2 separate regions of the Homo sapiens genome follow, and region 2 is linked to region 1. A link is an interaction called in ENCODE POLR2A ChIA-PET data of the cell type or tissue named here. Cell type or tissue: PC-3. All regions are shown on one strand. Links, peaks and the distances in the headings refer to the core of each region. The heading gives the core; the rest is flanking DNA. Region 1 holds the start of LINC00907 (long intergenic non-protein coding RNA 907). Region 2 overlaps PIK3C3 (phosphatidylinositol 3-kinase catalytic subunit type 3).

What was found. ChIA-PET counts read pairs that join two places held together with the same protein. Peaks named below come from ENCODE experiments on the same cell type or tissue, not always from the same donor. Only the 100,000 strongest peaks of a DNase experiment are listed, where the experiment ranks them.
Region 2: POLR2A ChIA-PET joins it to region 1 with 7 read pairs; 1 of 35 experiments calls an interaction of 5 or more read pairs at or near these places.

The regions. Positions count from the first base shown.
Region 1 is chr18:42,179,232-42,190,110 of GRCh38, reverse strand. LINC00907 (long intergenic non-protein coding RNA 907) reads right to left here and starts at 3,443. Exons shown (of 10, transcript NR_046174.2): 1 at 3,349-3,443. In PC-3, for the core only: no CTCF peak of the experiment used is centred there; a DNase peak (open chromatin) is centred at 6,170; H3K27ac peaks cover 1,106 bases.
Region 2 is chr18:42,043,775-42,051,774 of GRCh38, reverse strand. PIK3C3 (phosphatidylinositol 3-kinase catalytic subunit type 3) reads right to left here. Exons shown (of 25, transcript NM_002647.4): 20 at 7,958-8,000; 21 at 2,170-2,244. Among named protein-coding and RNA genes, the nearest start is that of PIK3C3, 93 kb to the right of the region's middle. In PC-3, for the core only: no CTCF peak of the experiment used is centred there; a DNase peak (open chromatin) is centred at 3,404; H3K27ac peaks cover 1,307 bases.

The DNA of each region.
Region 1 (10,879 bases), core at 1,796-9,795:
GCTGCTTGCTTTTATTCAGTACAGACATAATGTCTAAAGCCTGGAGCAAACACAATCTGCAGGTAATTAACATTATTGTTCCCCCTTTCAGGGAGCAGTCACGCATGCAGATGATCAAACGTCAGTTTCCAGACAACATAAGTAAACAAGCCTATTTAAGATAAATTCCCCTACACACCCTTGTACCTATTTCTTCACCCTCTGCATCAAGGTCAGAGAACAGCTGCCTTCAGCTTATTCTCCTCTAAAGCTATGCAGAGCCTTCCAACCTTTCAGAAGGCCTGTTCCTTTCCCTATAGCTTCTCCCACAACTCTGACTGATCTGCTATACCCCTTAGCAATTTATTTCTTTAAACTAAGCCATTGCTGTGCTACATCTACTCCAGTATCTGTAAACCTCCAGCACACTCCTTAGCATCCCTGACTATCCATTCTAGTCATTGTCATCACATGACTTGCTGGCATTTTCTTCACCTCCAGGTTAACCTGTTGACAATATCTATCTATCCTGAGTTGCTGTCTAGGAAGATGTGTCTTTATCACATCCCTTACCCACCCACCAATTGTCAACAGGCCAATAGCATATTCCATCTTCCTTCCTCCAGGATCTGCTCCATCAGTGATGCTCGCCCCTCTTGTGAGGCCACACTTACTTCTCCACTCAGCCTCTTGCTAGTTTTCCCCTCCTCTTGACCCCACCCTGCCTCCCAGCATATGTATGATCTCCTTTCACAACTTTTGAAGTATAAATAAAGGTGACAATGAGGTACCCTCAACTAAGAAACTGGGGAGTGGGGAGGAAATGAGAATTAAACTACAATCATGTATGGATCACATGTTATGGATCAAAGTGGAAACCTACAAGTTACTTTAAAGAGACTTAGTGGTTCTAAAGTCAAAGACTTGGCAAAAACGGGATAAGTAATATCAGTATAGTTATAGAAACAGTGTGGTAATTACCTAGAAGGTAAGTTCAGAAACACAGTAAAGGGGAAACAAAGACAAAACTATGGTGATAGAAATCAGAACAGTGGTTGCCACAGAGTAGAGGGAATGGAGGAGATTGATTATAAAATGGCAAAGGGGAACATTTTAGGGTGATGGAAATAGTCTAAATCTTGGTTATGGTAGAGATTACAAGACTGTACACATTTGTCAAAACTCATCGAATTGCACTTATAAAATTAGTAAATTTTACTGTAGGCAAATATAAGTCAACAAAGTTAATTTTAAAAGTATACCAGTTTTTATTAGTAACAAGATTGGGAGGACACAGCTCACAACTGATTACCACATACCTATAGGAAAGACACCCTGTTTATGAAGCTGTATAATGAAAATGTGTACACTCTTCTGCTATACCCCTCAGGGTCAAAGTGCCCTTCCCAGTCAGTGGTAGTTGCTCGGAAACTGCTTTCCTCTGGGAGCTTCTAGCCTGCACAGAAGCCTAACTGCATGATGTATCACAGTAAAATTGTCCTTTATTTGAATATACTGAGAATTTCCTTCTTGCACAGAGTATACTCATGACATTATAACCTTTTCGGAGAGCTGAAAGGACACACACAAACTTCTTATTTGTTATCAGATATCATTTCACCCACACTGAGCTTAAAATGACCAATAACAGCACTAAAAAGTATGTCCTTCATGTTTCTCTATTTCACTGGGGGTGGGAGGGTAAGACAAAGAAAAAAATGCTCTAATTGTATCCAGGATGGATTTTTCTCTTTTGTTAGGTTCAAATAACAAACCTAGGAAATTTTAAATCCTGGAAGTCCATCTGTCAGCATCTGGTTCCCCAGAGACCAAGAAAATGCTTTCATTTAGCTGAAGGCTGCTACTGGCAGCCACATACCCGCCTGAGAAAATACATCATTTTTTGCAAGTGTGAAAATGACTGCTAAGGGGAATAGGAGCCCTAGTTACATGCCCCATTTCAGAGCCTTCAGCCCCAGCTGCAGGGACCAAATAAGACAGTGATGGCCCTGGGGATTTAAGAATTCAGTTTCTCTCTGACAGCCTCAAAAACCCCAGGCCACATTGAGAAAGAAGAACTGCCTCTGTCACTAGCTCAGAAAACTCATCAATGGCAGGGGCCCAATCTTGGCTCCAAAGGAGCCGTTGCTGGCCCCTCACTTATCTTACCTATATGAGTGAACGCTGCCATAAAAGGTAGCTCTAGACCTACAGCTGCAGGCAAAGAAACTCTCTTCCTCTTGATTTACCATTCTCCTAAGCTGCCTGCCCACTCTCCAGCTTAGTAGAATTCCTGACCTTGCATCCCTGACTGCCATCTGCCCTGCCTCTTCCCACATCTCCCCTCCCACACATCTTGGCAACACCTAGACTGAACAGGCTCAGGCCCCAACATGATTCTACTGCTTCTTTCATATTCATGAATATGTTCAGAGATGTTTATTATTACCTAGATTTACAAATCATAGTTTAGCATATCGTTTCTGACATAAAATACAGAAAATTCTAAAAGAAAAAAATTCAGTGCCCCTTCAGACCTTCAATAAGAGTTACTATGTACAGTAAAATGATAAGAAAGGAAACCCTCAGCTATTCTGAGATGCAAATGCTAGGTGGTCAGCTAGGTCCACACTCAAGCTCATCACTGCCAGAACTTTTACACCTGGCTCTCAGCACATACAATTCAAATTTGTGCCTTAAACCTAGTGCAAGTGGCCAGGGAGCCCCAAAGTCTGAAACACAGAAAGCCAGGACTGTTAAATCTCAGACCACCGAGGCTCCTATATCACCACCAGCACCTGTCTACCCGTCAGGCCCATCCGGCTCCACAGAGAGTGGCAGCCCCAGGCTACATCAAGACCTCGATTTGACTAGCTGAACCCACCTGCACAAGGAGGGGAACAACAGACCCCTTGCTGTTAAAGGGGGCCCAGGCTTCATGTGTGTGCACAGCAGTTTGGCTGAAATGGAGACATTACAATTAATGCTCCTGATGGCCAGAGGCACAACCTTTTTCTCCCCTGCAGGTTGGAAAGTCCTCTTTCTGTTGTGATGGAGTCCTGTTGGTTTTCATTTATATTTTTCACTGTCACATTGCCTATTCTCTCCACCTCACTATCACAGGTCAGTCCCATTAAATCATGCCTAGATGGTTATGCTAACCCTTCCTGGCCTGGCTTCCCAGGCTCAACCCTAGGGGCCAGGTAGATGGACACTAAACCACCACCTATATTTTCCTCTTATATTATTTTTGAGAAACATCAGTGAGTCCCTTTGATTTAAATATTGTATTAGTCCATTCTCACACTGCGATAAGGATACTATCTGAGACTGGGTAATTTATAAACAAAGGAGGTTTAATTGACTTACAGTTACGCATGGCTGGGGAAGCCTCAGGAAACTTATAATCATGGCAGAAGGAGAAGCAGGCACCTTTTTCACTAGGAGGCAGAAGAGAGAAGTGCAATCAGGTGAAATACCAGACGCTTGTAAAACCATGAGATCTCGTGAGAACTCACTCACTATCACGAGAATTCCATGGGGAAAACTGCCCCCATGATCCAATCACTTCCCACCGGGTCCCTCCCTCGACACGTGGGGATTATGGGGATTACAATTTAAGATGAGATTTGGGTGGGGGCACAGCCAAACCATATCAAATATCAGCTCCAAATGTCTTGGCCCATCTTTCCGTGTCCCCCTACCCTACACAGCCTCTCTCACCATTTTCCAGAATGTACCTCCAACTCCAGCTGGACAGATTTACTCACTCTTCCTTGTTCGCTCGGATTGGTACTCATATCTTTCCTCCACGTCCAATTTTCTCCTTTCTTATCTCTGGTATAGAAACCACACCCTCCCCTTTTCTTTATGGCCCAGAACAAGACTTAGGTTCTCAGTGAAGCATTCCTGAAATGTCTTCAGCTGCCACTGTCTTTTCTTCCTTTTCTGGTGTCCTAATGCATCTGTAATTCACACCACACAGGTTAGCACTTCATTGTTTGCAAATTGTTTCACATGTGTGTTTTTTTTTGTACTTTGAGACTTACCCTGTATCACGCTAATACCTGCAGAGTGCTAGACACCTGTGGGAGACTTCCCAGTTGATTTCTGGGCTGAATCAATTTGCGAACAATTGTAAAATTCAGTAATCACCATGTGAAATATTCCCATTTCCCATGTGATTTGACATTTTTACCCAGGAGAACATCTCTCATCTTTTATGCTGCTACTCCACGGCTTTGATAAATAGAGTTCACCTCAAATCTCCCTTCAAACCATATTTAAACTTCCCCCCTTCCAGCAAAGACTCCAGGCTAGATTTCATTGAGCCAGTCAGCTTTGCTAATTTGTAACCAATTTTTGATTTACTAAATGGCAGCATTCAGCTGGAGGACAGATGGAAAAGCTGCAGGTAACTGCTGACCTTCTGATTAGAGGGATTAGATAACCATACCTGATTTCACATTCAGATTATCTACAGAGATTGGATATGAAAGATCTTTCCAAGGGTTAGAGGGAGGAAAGAAAGCATATGGCCCCAAAATGGCATGTGGCTGAAGGATTTATGAATTAACAGAAGAAGGGATTTATTATAACCTTCAAGGCAGATAAGAAATATGCTGGTGCTGTGCTTTTCTGAAAAGCTGAATGCCATTCTGAGAAGGCTGGTTCTAACAGGGAACTTTTATTCTCTAAATAAGTAGAATATACTATTACCAATCAGGGCTTTTGCTCCTAATGAGAGGTACTGATGGCTGCTATCACTAAAGCATCCTGAAAACCTGTGACTGCTCTGTGGCGAGCAGGCCAACTCCAGGCTCAATTGTGCAATACAGGGTGTTTGGTTTGGTTCCCGTCTCACTTCCCCTTTTCTTTCCTCCTTCCTTTGTGTCCATATCTCTTCCAAATCCCCTTCCCAGACCCTTCATGAATATCTCCCGTATTAGCCATCTGTGATGGTTACTACTGGATGTCAACTTGATTGGATTGAAGGGTGCAATGTATTGATTCTGGGTGTGTCTGTGAAGGCGTTGCCAAAGGAGATTAACATTTGAGTCAGTGGACTGGGAAACGCAGATCTACCTTCAATCTGGGAGGGCACCATCTAACCAGCTGACAGTGTAACTAGAATAAAAGCAAGCAGAAGAACGTGGAAAGATTAGGCTTGGCCAGGCACAGTGGCTCACACCTGTAATCGCAGAACTTTCGGAGGCTGAGGTGGGCGGATCACTTGAGGTCAGGAGTTCGTTCCAGACCAACTGGCCAACATGGTGAAACCCTGTATCTACTAAAAATACAAGAATTAGCCGTGTTGGCATGCACCTGTAATCTCAGGTACTGCGAGGCGGAGGCGGAGGTTGCAGTGAGCTGAGATCACGCCACTGCACTCCAGCCTGGGTGACAGAGGGCAACTCCATCTCAAAAAAAAAAAAAAAGATTAGACTGGCTTAGCCTCCAAGCCTACATCTTTCTCCCATATGCTGGATGCTTCCTGCCCTCAAACATTGGACTCAAGGTCCTTCAGCTTTGGGACTTGGACTGGCTTCCTTGCTCCTCAGGTTGCAGATGGCCTATTATGCAACCTTACCTTGTGATCTCGTGAGTTAATACTCCTTAATACATTCCCCTTTGTATATACATCTATCCTATTAATTCTGTCCCTCTAGAGAACCCTGACTAACATACCATCTCACCCCTTTGCACCCTTTTTCTCACTTGTATGCCCATCACAAATTCCTCCCAGCCCAAGGTGAGATTCACACTATGAATGATGGAAAGAGAACTCCGGGAGTGACTTCCCCTCCCCAGGAGCTCAGATAGCCATTTGAACATGGAAAAGACTAACATAACCCATGGAAGTGACAGATTTACAGTTAAATTTTGGAAAGATGTTTTGGCCTGAGGATTATCTAAACACATATTACATTATAGACCATCTGGGTGTTATGAAAGCTTCAGAAATTGTATAGAGTTGGGTAGCCACAGACAAGGTAGGTACAGGAGACTCCGATGTGACCTTGAGGGGCAGCATCAGACAGGCATGGTGGGTGCCTCCAAAGAGGAAGAACAGTGTGCAGGAGTGAGTTGGGTGGCTACCAGTCCCGAGGATTATCTGGATTGGGGAAAAGCAAGCAAAGTGAATTCTGGAGAACCACTTGGTGATGAGTCATGTAGATGCCATGTCTGACTCAGCATAATGGGAGGGGAAGACTTCTGCCTTTTCCACGGTGGCTTCTGGAAAGCCACAAAAATGAGCAGCACTAACCTGTCACAAACGAACTTCAACCTTAAAGGAGAACCAAGGCCTCCTGGAAGGTTAGCAACAGAAAGACAGCTAAATTTTCTTTCTGTAGATTTCTTTTTTTTTTTTTAAGTAAAAAATGACTACTTGCTATTTATGTATATCCCAAGAAAATGCAGAATTATACCTTCAATCACAGTTTTTTTTCCCTATGAGCCTATTTTTATATTCACCACAGACTAGTAACATTTCTCCTTCAGAGATTGTCTAGAAAGATTGCACTGTCATTAGAAGTTTCATGTATTCACGTTAGAATAATGTGGACCAAGTACAGACATGAGAGCATGCCAAGGGTATTTGTGGACTGGAAAACATGACAGGCAACAGAGCCTACATGAGATGTGCCAGAGAGTGCAAGACGTGAGACTAGAAGGGCGAGTCTGGGTCTGGGTGCCCAAGGGGCTCACTGTTGGATAAGAAGATTGAGTTACAACACTGGCCGAGCATTTTCCCATTACCTCGTTCAGATAGCAGAGCATCCTCTCAAGTCTGGTGTTTCACTTCTCCACATTTACAAGTGCAGAAACTAAGGCTCAGAGAAACTAAGTACCTTGCTCAAGATGAGAAATCAAGCCAATAACAGAGCTAGGATTTGAACTCACTCCTGTACACCTCAAAGTGTGTTGTACTCCTATCTCTACTGTTAAAAGAAAAACCTTAGACAAATTAAATTAAACAGAGTTTAATTGAGCAAAGAATGATTCATGAATCAGGCATCCCCCAAGCCAGAATGGGTTCAGAGAAACTCTGGCACTGCCAGGTGGTTGAAGAAGATTTATGGAAAGAAAAAGAAAAGTGACAGAGAGAAAACAGAAATGAGGTACAGAAACAACGGGATTGGTTACAGCTCAGCATTTGCCATATTTGAATGTGGTTTGAGCAGTTGGCCACCTTTGATTGGCCACAACTCAGTGATTGGTATCAGAGTAGGTTATAGTCCATTTACACTTTCAATGACATGTATACTATGCACGTAGAAACCTTTAGACAGAACTTATAATATGTAAGGAAACAGCTTTAAGCTAAATTTTATTTAATACTACCATGCAACACTCTATCCAGTTCATGTTTAAACACTGGAGACACTGAAAGAGGTGATTTGGAAATGTATAGGGGGATGTGAGTGGAATAATTGGAGACCATAAGCCCTGAAAGGTATGCTAAGAGCCACCTAGTTATCTGTGTTTAGGTAAAGTTTTAGTTTGACATTACCAGCCCAAAAAGAATATTCAATCCAAAAAGGCTCTCAGAGAAGTGATTTCACACTCTTGAATGGTAATGCTTTATTTTTGTTGTTGTTGTTCTTGTTGTTAAGTATGTCTGTTTATTAGTTTTACCTAAGTCCCTCTAGGTATGAAAGAATTCCTGCTACTTAACTGAATGATAAAACAAATGCCTCCACTACAAATTTTATTTATGGCATAATTTTCTCATCTCCGAAGAATGTGCTATAGACTCACTGTCTTTTAGAAATATGGACCATCTAAGCTTGTATATGCTCAATAACACTCTAAATGTGTTTATTCAAGCACTCTTCTCCTAATTATTAAGTTTGGGTGTATTTCAAGGGACATTTACTCCATCTCTGAGTCATTTACTTTCAGTTCATTCACATCTAGAAGTAGACTGCAAGAAATATTTGCTTCTTAGGTGGTATCAGAGCGACCACATAACCTTAAAACTTTGTTCACTGGGCCAGGAGAAAATGAAAATGTCAGTTTTCAAGCAAATTTTTGATCTTTGAGAATTAAAGAATGGGTTGTTGGCAAATAGCAGTTGCTTTCTAACTTTACTTTCTGTGCTAAAATTTGAGTCACTCCACACACTTAGGAACACACAAAAGGCAAAGAAATGAGTTAATTTTGTTGCCTGTGCCACTCTCTCTTCTGCCCTGTATTCATGTCCCTGGGTCAGTATTCATGTTTTTGCCCTGAGGCCAAACTGTGCTCCTTTTTTTTTTTTCATGTAGCACATTTCCACATGAACCTCTTAGAAAAAGTCAGCATTCGATAAAGAAAAGCCAAGTCAGAAATAAATCATAATATTAAGTTACAGAGGAGCAAGGCTGAATACTGAACAACCGGTACACCATGATAACACAATTTAGGGCAGCCATAAGTAAAATCCAGGTCAGTGTCAGGAAGTCATGCAGGGTGTTCCTTGATGAACAAAGAGATGCTATGTAAATTACAAATCAAATGGAGAGTACATGCAGGATATTTTATCCTATCTGCAGATCAGCCAACCTTCCGAGAGGCTCACAAATGATATTTTTCCCTGCAATCTTGGCACTAAAAGGTAAAATTCAAATAAGTGATCTTTCAACTGGAATGTATCCTCCACATTTTTTATTGAAATAGTTGAGAAGAATATACAACATTAGCCCTTACTGGAATAATGCAATGCCCAGGGCTGGATAGCAGGCTATTTTACATGTGAGGCATAACATGGCCTGAATTTTTGCTTTTTCCTTTGGATTTATGAATGACTACAAACTTCCTAAAGAACAAAGGTGATCTTGTACCCCACATTAAATGTTCCTGCTGGCTATACAGGTAGTCATTAAATCTCTCCTAGTTGGTTAACCAGGTATTGGGTGATGTGGTCCCTCCTAACTTCTCAAGTTTTTCTCCAGCCACCCACCTTCAGGCAGACTGAATTTTTCAAAACAGACTATGTTTTTGTAGGATGCTGTGCCTTGACACATCCAACTAGTTGTGGAACACCTACCCCATGACTGCTTATGTGGTGAATAAAATCTTCCGTCTTCCAGGAATTTTTTTATACCACCGTGCCCTGTAACATTTAGCTAATCTAATCAGTTGCGTCAACTGGATAGAGGCCATTGTATAATCATCTTCATTACTCTAACCCCAAGAAAAGTCCTGGCACCCTCTAGAAATTGCTAGATACATGTTTTTAGTATGCTGAATAAAAAGCTCCCCAATATGACGAAGACATCAAGACTCCCACTACATTCACAGCCAAGAGAAATCCAATATTTCCAACGCTTTGAAAAGAACCTGTTTTGATAGTCATTTTATTCACATACCTGTTTTTACTTGGCTAGAGGTGGGACCAACATGTTTCATATCTTCTAAGAAAGACAACTGCAAGTCTAAGTGAAAAGCAAAAATCCCTGACATAACCCAAGGCCTAGAGGCTATATGATGCCTGCATTTGATGTGAGGTGAAGCTTGGAAATCCTCCTGTGCTTAGATTCCATGATTACACAGTTACATTTATTTAATAAATATATTATGTTGAAGACAAAGCTCTAATTGCTTTTTGTAAATGGGAACTGTATTGAAATGAACTCATGGGAAATTGTACCTTTTTATCTTGTCATTGTATCCACAATTCAGCAAATATTCACAGGTGACTTACTATATGTTTGGTGCAATACAAGGCCAAACACGATTTTATTTTCTTATGCTGGCTGCCCCCAAAATTCCAGAACTACAATTTTTCACTGGAAAGAAAAAATAAACTCTTTTGCAGAAAGCACAAATTAAGCCAAATAGGTCAAGCTGGGAGACTTTACGTTGTGAGGGTATTATGGAGAACATCCCATGCAATTTTGAAGTAATTTACAGATTGTGTGATACACGACACACTGATGTCCCCATCAATGCCTTCTACTGAAAGAGGGAAAATCAGTTCTCTTCCCCTGCATCTTGTCTTCCTCAATCCTACTAAATGTACACAATAGCAATTCTCTTCGGGGAGATTTTATCATGGCAAGAGAACAGGATTGCTGATACAGTGGCATTAATAACTATTAAAGAAATGTAGGCTGAGATCATGGAGGGAAATCTATTCCAACAAGCATCTCCTGAGAGGAATTATCATTCACTTAGACAGTTAAAACCCTCCCTCACCACTCCATACTATATATGCAGCCTGGTCATGAGGAATCCTCCACAAAGAAGGCCAGATGTACTGATTAGGTCTTTCTCCAAATTAATAGTGGATTCGGGCTTTGCCTTCCCGATAAGCAAGGAAAGTTGCGATCCGGTTTTGTCTTGCAGTAGGGAAAATAAAATTGGCTTTCTCAATGATGTGCATCCCCAGAGCCTTTGTGATGAATCAGCGTTCATAGATTCCTTCTTTGACCTTATTAAGGACAGACACAGCAGATAATTTTAATAATGCAGCCTTCAATAAATCAAGAGTATTGCTTCCAAAGACTGCATAGCTGAAAAGACTAATTAATGTTGTTTCTTTGGGGCAGGAATCTGGGAAAGCTGTATGAAGGTGTAACAATTTAACCAGAACTTGGAGACTAAAATGCTGGCCTTAATTTTTCTTTATCTTATCGGAGTGCCTCACACTACAAATTCAAAGCAACACACTTGGCCTGGCATTTGGAACCATAACCAGCTCACAATCAATGGAGCCCTAATGAGAACAGCCTGCTGAGCAGCCACAATAATCACCTTTTGGACAATCAATAGAGAAGGAAATGTGAAAATAGTTTGGTCTCAGGTATTTCTCTAATCACCCCTAATCAGAGGGGTGTGGTATGTATTCTAGAGATCTTTGATAAGTAGACAATATCAGAATCTTTTTAATAATTACATAATTAAGATGAAT
Region 2 (8,000 bases), core at 1-8,000, 140 kb after region 1:
GATTCAACCAATAAAAAAGAGCTAATGAAAATAACACATGAAAACTTCCAAATTACAATTCTCTCCAAATACACCATAATGTTTTATAAATATCCTCTGCTAAATGAGCAAATCAGCCAAGAATCTGCATGACACTCTGATTATATTCTTTTGGTCTTGGTTATTAAGGAGATTGACTGGCTTTGACACAGACATGACATCACCCATGCAAGTTCTAACAGATGATTTTTCATATGTAATAATTAAAAACTGAATATATGACATTCCAAATTATAAATTAATAGGACCATTATATTAATAGATTATTCTTGATGTATTATGTTAAATTATTATTATCACAATTTGGAGAAATACAAACAAAACAGAAAATGTTTTGAGAGACCAATTTAAAGAGTAACGTAAACATCTGCTTTCTGCAGAAAGCGGAAGAAACTTGAATTATTTAGCCCAGACAGGTTCATGGAAGAGCAGAAGTATTTATTCATCATTAATTCAACACTGATTTATTGAACACTTTAGCTAGGTGGTGTTCAAGGTCCAGAGGCATGGGGGTAACCCCAATGGACAAAGGTTCCTGCTCTCATGGAACTTGCATCCTGAAGGGGAGAAGATGATGATAAGAACTCAACAAGCTCTAGGAGAGCAAGGATTTCTGTCTCTTCTGTTAACTTTGGTATTCCCAGCATCTACTAGCTGTTCAATAAATAGTTGTTGAATTAAACAAAAAAGGTAACTTCAGCTAGTGATAAGTGCTATAAACAATACAGTAATAAGTAGAGAGCATTGGAGGAAGAGGGCAGATATGTTATTACAGATCAAGGAGTTAGAAAGGGCTTCTCTAAAGAGATGCCATTAGAACTTCAACTTAATAACTAAAGTCAGCCCTGCAAAGATCTGAATAAATAACTTTCCAGAAAGAGAAAACAACAAAGGCTCTTGTCTGAGGCAGGAGTGGTTTGACATTCAGACAAATGGCCTGCCTGGACAAGCCACAAGGCCCCAATAAAGGGTTCAGGTTTCATTCAAATTGTTTAGGCAACATATATTGTTTGCTTCAAGTGGGGTCAAAGTAGTAAAAATGAAGACAGTGGGTAACTTCATGATCTATTTTGGAGTTGAGGAGTAGACAAGATTTGCTAATAGGTTCAGTATATGAGATGAGGCCAAGAGACATGTTAAGAATGACTTTGAGGTCTAGAGCTTGAACAACTGGGTAGGTGATGTTGCTATCTATTGAAATGGAAAAATGAGGTGAGAAACAGGTTTTAGGCAGGTAGTAGAGGAAAGGACAACCTTTTACAACTGGCCATATATAATGACAATTTCAAGTAAGCAGTTCGATATTTCAATTTGAAGTTAATGAAATGGACTGAGGTAAAAAGCTGTAAGTCTGGAAGCTGTCTGCATAAAGATAAATACATAGGGCTAAAGAGTTGTCAGGACAAAGGGGACTGAGAATGATTATCCCATAGAACTCCAAGGGGAAAAGCAAATAATTAAAGGTAGATATTAAAGTGAATTAAGCACACTTTGTAAGAGAAAGGACATTTTAACAATCTAACTAGAGCTATACAGTAAGAGACTAAGCTACTTGTATCCATTATTGGCTTTCCATAAAAAGAGGCATTTTCCAGTACAGAAGTGTGGGCAAAATGACCATCTGTAGGATTACTACTAAAGCAATTCTTAAAAGGGAAAGGACTTTCCCTAAATGTTCTTCCAAGGTAACATTTAAAGGAATTTTTAAGACTCTCTGATTTATCTTCAATTACGCAACTCATCTTTTTTTTTTTTTTTTTCTAAGATGGCGTTTTGATCTTGTTGCCTAGTCTGCAGTGCAATGGTGCAATCTCGGCTCACTGCAACCTCCGCCTCCCGGGTTCAAGCGATTCTCCTGCCTCAGCCTCCTGAGTAGTTGGGATTACAGGCATGTACCACCACGCCCGGCAAATTTTGTGTGTTTAGTAGAGACGGGGTTTCTCCATGTTGGTCAGGCTGGTCTCGAACTCCCAACCTCAGGTGATCCACCCGCCTTGGCCTCCCAAAGTGCTGGGATTACGGGCGTGAGCCACCGCGCCAGGCCGCAACTTATCTTGTTAGTACATAGATTCAGGGGTAAAAACCATGGGCATATACAATGTATGTCTACTGGTAGTCATTAATTGTTACCTGTTTTTGTTAGCAAAAGGTTATCCAGGTGCCTGTCTCCAACTCCAAGTATATAGGTGATCACGCAATATCCAGCTGCAGTAACAGTTAAAAAAAATATGTGAAAACAAATGCAAACCAGGTTATACATTCTACTGAATATAAAAGCAGTTTGTGCAACTTTAATATCAATTTGTTTTCTAATGTCTCTGGTTTCTCATCTGAATTCTCAAATATGCAATCTTCATGTCTGTCACTTGAAACTCAAAGTACTATTTAAAAGAGAAAATCTTGTAGAATTCTGTTAAATTACAAAAGTCACTTGCATCAAAACTTAAGTTAGGTTCAGGAGACCTTAAATTATAACATGGGCCTAGCAATTCTAATATCAAATTGGACACAGTTAAAAGTCAACCGTCAATTATCCCATAACTCGTAACCATGTTATCTGTAAGATAACATAAGTAAATGCAGGGTTAAATTGTTTTTTAAGTCTGTGGAAAAATAATCTTGAAATGGAAGCAGATAGAAAACCAAATGCATTCATTTGAGTGGTAAAGACATTTATGAAGTTAACACAATAATCTTCTAAAGCATTAAGAAAAATTACATGATCAAGGCTAAAGGCAAAGACATTGGCTCTAGCTGTATTCTGTTATCTTTTTATTCTAAAAAAAGTCTGGAAATTTAGCATTTATTGAAACTACTTAAACAGAATTTAGCAAATAGCACCCTTTTGGAGTTTGTTTTTTTAACTATGTTTATTTCTACCATTAATAACCTGACAACAAACACAACTTGTAAACATATAAAACTATAGCAATATTTACAAAAACCTGTTTATTTCAGCCCATGTGTAAAAACAAGATGGGACCACCTGTTAATGAACTTATAACCCTGTTCAAATTCAATAAATAATAAAGTTCATTTGACTTAGGTTCTGAAGGCCATTCCAGAAGTCCAAAAGCAACTTAAGCAATGGCATAATTATTGGAAAAATAGTATTAATTAATAATAATCACAGTTACAATGTACTGAAGACTAGGCTCTTAGCTAGGCATATCATATTCATCATTTCTAACCTGTTTAATGATGCCAGTTAAGTAGATAACCATCCTTCAAATGAAAAACTTCAGGCTCCAAGAATTAATAGTATTGTTCAAAGTCACTGGGCTGGGATTTGTGTCCAATGAAATGTAAGCAAATATAGATGCAAGGAAAGCAGTTTTAAGCAAGCGGCTGACTCAGCTAGGAGGTTAGCCCTTTAGGCCTTTTCTCCTTCCTGTCTAGATTGCGACATGATGACTGTAGTTGCAGACCATAAGGAAAAGGGCAAGAGAATCACAGAGAAACACAGAGCCTTCACCTGGTCCTAATCACCTTAAATAGTTAGAACAACAGCAATTTCTTATAACTAGTTTTGTCACAAAAGAGAAAATAAACTCTTATGATTAAATCACTATAGGTACATTATGTTAACTGCAGCTAAATGCAATGATAACATTTAGTGGTCCACTGAGGAGGACTTAAAGGGTATCTAGATGAAGGGAGAATAAACTACAGCCTGATGGTCAAATCTGGTTCCCCTCAGTTTTTGTAAAGTTTATTTGAACACAGTCATACTCATTCATTTACACACTGGTTTAAGCATTACAATGGCAGGGTTGAATGGTTACACAGATCATCTGACTTGAAAAGCCTAAAATATTTACTATCTGCAAAGCTTTAGAGAAAAGTCTTACTCACCCTTGATCTAGAGCATTGCTACACAAAATGTGATCCCACAGACTGGCAGTATCACTATCACTTGAAAGCTTATTAAATATGTAAACTCTTCAGCCTTACTTCAGTCCTACTGAATCAGAATTTTTAGGGGCAGCAGCCACAATTCCATTTTAACAAGCTTTCAAAAATTACTATGCACACCAAAGGTTGAGAAGCCTTCTCTAAACTCTAGTGTATTGATGAACATAAGAATCACCTGAAAATCCTGTTAGAATGAAGATTCTGATCACAGAAGTCGGGTAAGGCCCAAGATTCTGTAATACAAACAAGCTCCCAGGTAAAGTCAATACTGTGGGTCCACAGATCACACTTTAAGTAGCACTGCTCTAAAACTGCCACAATACATGCAATTTCAAAAATGACTACAGACTCCCCATTGAAAAATAACTAAGTGACTTACTGAGGGATATTAAATTTGATATTCCTAAAGAGAAACTAAGTACAATACCCTGAGAACATATGAGAACTTAGTACACTTAGGTTCTCTAACATGTGATTCGTAGAAATCTACCTGCCACTCAAGGGTACTAAACTACCGATAATGTGCATATGAAGACAAGCGAAATTCCTACAATTTTGAAAAATAACATCACTGTACATCAGTGCAGCTGAGTTGTTCAATCCAGACCTACTTACTATTCCCATTTTTAAATTATAAATTACAGTTAGTTTTTGTCACTATTTACTTTGTTTCAAGTTTAGCTATCTCTATAGAATACTGATTCACCTGTGTTGCAACAGTTAATTCTGACCTAAAATTTTCATGTAACTGGATATACATGAATTATGCTTAATCCTAACGATAAAGCAAAATATTTCTATAAACTACTCATCATCAAATTTGAGAGTGCATTTCATTGTTATATGGAAATGCAAAAATAAGTAAGGGTCTTTTGCCCTGGCTCAGTGGATTATGGTCATAAATACGTTGGATGGTCATTCTGATAAACATGTTTAGTCAAGTGAAATATATGTATCAACATATGGCCATATTTAATAGTAAAGATGAAAATTTAGAGTGCTTCAATAGTTTAAAGTGTCAATACTCAGTAGGGCACTTTAAACAAGGCTACATCCTGAAAAATAACAACAAAACATTTGAGGTAAGAATGGGATGATCCTCAGAAACGTTGAGGAGATAACTAATACTCAGAATGATTTAAGATGACCTGAAATAAATTTGCTAGAAAATTTTTAGGGAAATTGATGTTATTCTTTAACTATACAACAATGGAAACACTATTTCTGTCCAAGAAAATCTTGTCAAAACAATGTTGTTAGTTTTTTTATTCCATGTGAGATACAAAACATCTTGAAATTGTTTTTATAAAAAAACTTTGACTTAAAGAAAAATATAAAGACAAATAGACCACTGATCCTATTTCCCTTTACTTAGTAAAGATATGTGTGTATGTGAGAATAAACAGTATTCCCACATTTAGCTGCATGATATACACTTGAGACTTTAGATAATCTGGAAAAGATGTCACCAAAACTATTATCAATTTTTTTCTTACACCCTGCAAAAACATTAAAACATTATTTTCTAAAATGAAAGTTACACAAAAACAGATTATTTTGTCATACAGGAAGCCATACAGAAAACAGAAGGCTCTTCTAGATGAAGAGAAGGCCTACCATTAAATCACTTACAGAGGAATGAATACATGTGAAATGTTGGAAAAAAGGGGAGAGATAAGATATAATGTGAATTTAACTGTCCAATAGGTAAGATAATTTAAATTGCTATTCTTTCCCCATGAAAAAGCCAGTCATATTTTCAGTAGCTCTTGGGGGGAAAATGGACCACTATACAAAAGACACAATGGTACGACATTAAGCATGTACCTGTAACATACCATTCTGATAATTTTACTAATGAGCAGAATTTTCAAATTGTAGTCAATACTGACAGGGCAAGCGTGTGTGTATGTATTTTGTGTGGAAAAAGTATTTCTTTATTAAACAGATTTATGACTTTAAAAGGTTTACAATAACTATGCTATAGTAAAAAGGTAAAAGATAATTATTTGGGGGTATATAAAACACCTCATGTAATAACGTACTAATGGAAATGGCCACAAATTCTGTGACACCCTTTTCATCCAGAGCTTGGATCTATATATATTCCGTCCCCTCAAATCCAGGAAGGCTCTAGGACTGCTCTGAACAACAGAATATAACAAAATATAGTTATACTATAAGCTGATATAGTACCAGCTTCCCAGCCCTGGCCTTCAGAAACTAGTATTTTCCATTTCCTGTCTGTCTGAATATTTGCTCTTGGAACCCAGCTCTAAGAGGCCCAAGCCAGGGACAGGTCATGTGTAGGTGATTCACAATAAGCCTAGCTAAGACAGTATAATCTGCCAATAATGTGAGTGATCCATCTTGGATGTTCAGCCTAGTTGAGCCTTTAGATGATATGCAATTTTTTTTCAGATCACAGAAAACATAGACTTGAAGGTCTGAGAAAAACAGAAGAGAAATGGGGCAAAATAAAGAAGAGAAACAAGAAAGGAGCAAGGGAAGAGAGAGAAACACAGAGTAAGAGGACAAGGGTAAACATTTTCTCTCAAAATCTTCAGTGTTTTTAAGTCTTTAAATACTGCATGTAATCACGTTTACAAACAAATTCAGTTACATGTAATATATGTTTATATTCCTATAGTAAAAACAAGAATTAAAACTATAAAGGACTCTAATTTATAAAACACAATTTTATTTCCATATTCTCAAAGTTCATTTTCTTTCTGCTTTTCAGACAAAAATGTATCATCACGAATAAATTTGAAAATAAGGTCCAAAATAATTTGGAAGGTGACTTCACAGGGGTGTTGTGAAAAACACAAAAATATTATGTATAAGAAAGCAACTTCTAAACCAGAAAATAATATGCAAGTTTAAATATAGTCTTAACAACTAACTAGAAAGCCCTCTTCTTGCTCTCCCAGCTTAAGCATAGGCATAAATAGGGACATAAACAAATATAGCGCTTATATAAAATAGTTATAACACATCATACATCCTGTCATTCAGGGCTCAACTCTAGTGTCAACTCCTTTACCAATCCTCCCATAAACAATCTAGTTATAAAAAAAATCAAAATAAAAAAATAAACATGCTGGGGATGGTGGCTCATGCCTTCAATCTTTGCACTTTGGGAGGCCAAAGCAGGTGGTGATCGTTTGAGCCCAGGAGTTTGAGACCAGCCTGGGAAACATGCCATAACCCTGTTTCTACAAAAAATACAAAAAAATCATCCAAGTGTGGTGGTGCACACCTCCTACAGTCCCAGGTACTCGGCGGGCTGAGGTGGAAGAATCACCTGAGCCTGGGAGGTCCAGGCCGCAGTAAGCTGTGATTGCGCCACTGCACTTCAGCCAGCCCGGGTGACAGAGTGTGATCCTGTCTCCAGGAAAAAAGGAAAAGAAAAGAAAAGAAAAAAATAAAGAAAATGAAAAAAAAAATCCTGTAGAATATAACCTTCGTGAAGTTAGACATAAATGCCTGAAGAATAAAAATTAATCCCTATGTCACTTACTATTTATTTCTAGGAAATACTACTACTGCTTTCTTATTTCTAGGAATGGACCATAAGGACTGACTCTAAAATACCACAAGGGCACCCTCTTAATGAAGCACCATTATCTTAGCTCTTAAACTTTATCTAAAGCACAATCATTTCTGATTGAAACTTTTCCCATGGTCTACTTAGTTTCTGTTATTCAAAAATAGAGAAAATCTAATGGAAAATTAACAGCTTCCAGGAAGAGATAAACTGTGATTATAAAATAGTTCAGTGATTACAAAGATATATCCATGAAAGACTAAATAGAATTTACACCTTGTTAATACTATTATGTCAAAGCATCAATGACTACTTTAATCAACATTTATCTTTTACTCTTCCTATAGAGCATTTAAATATTAACATGTTCTAAATGTATATGATTATGGCAATATCAGGATGGCCTGCTCTTCTTTATCTGATCAATGGAAAGTAATAGCCTGAAAAACTTACCACAGCTTTTAACGTAAGTGTCCATGACCTCAGCACTAATCCC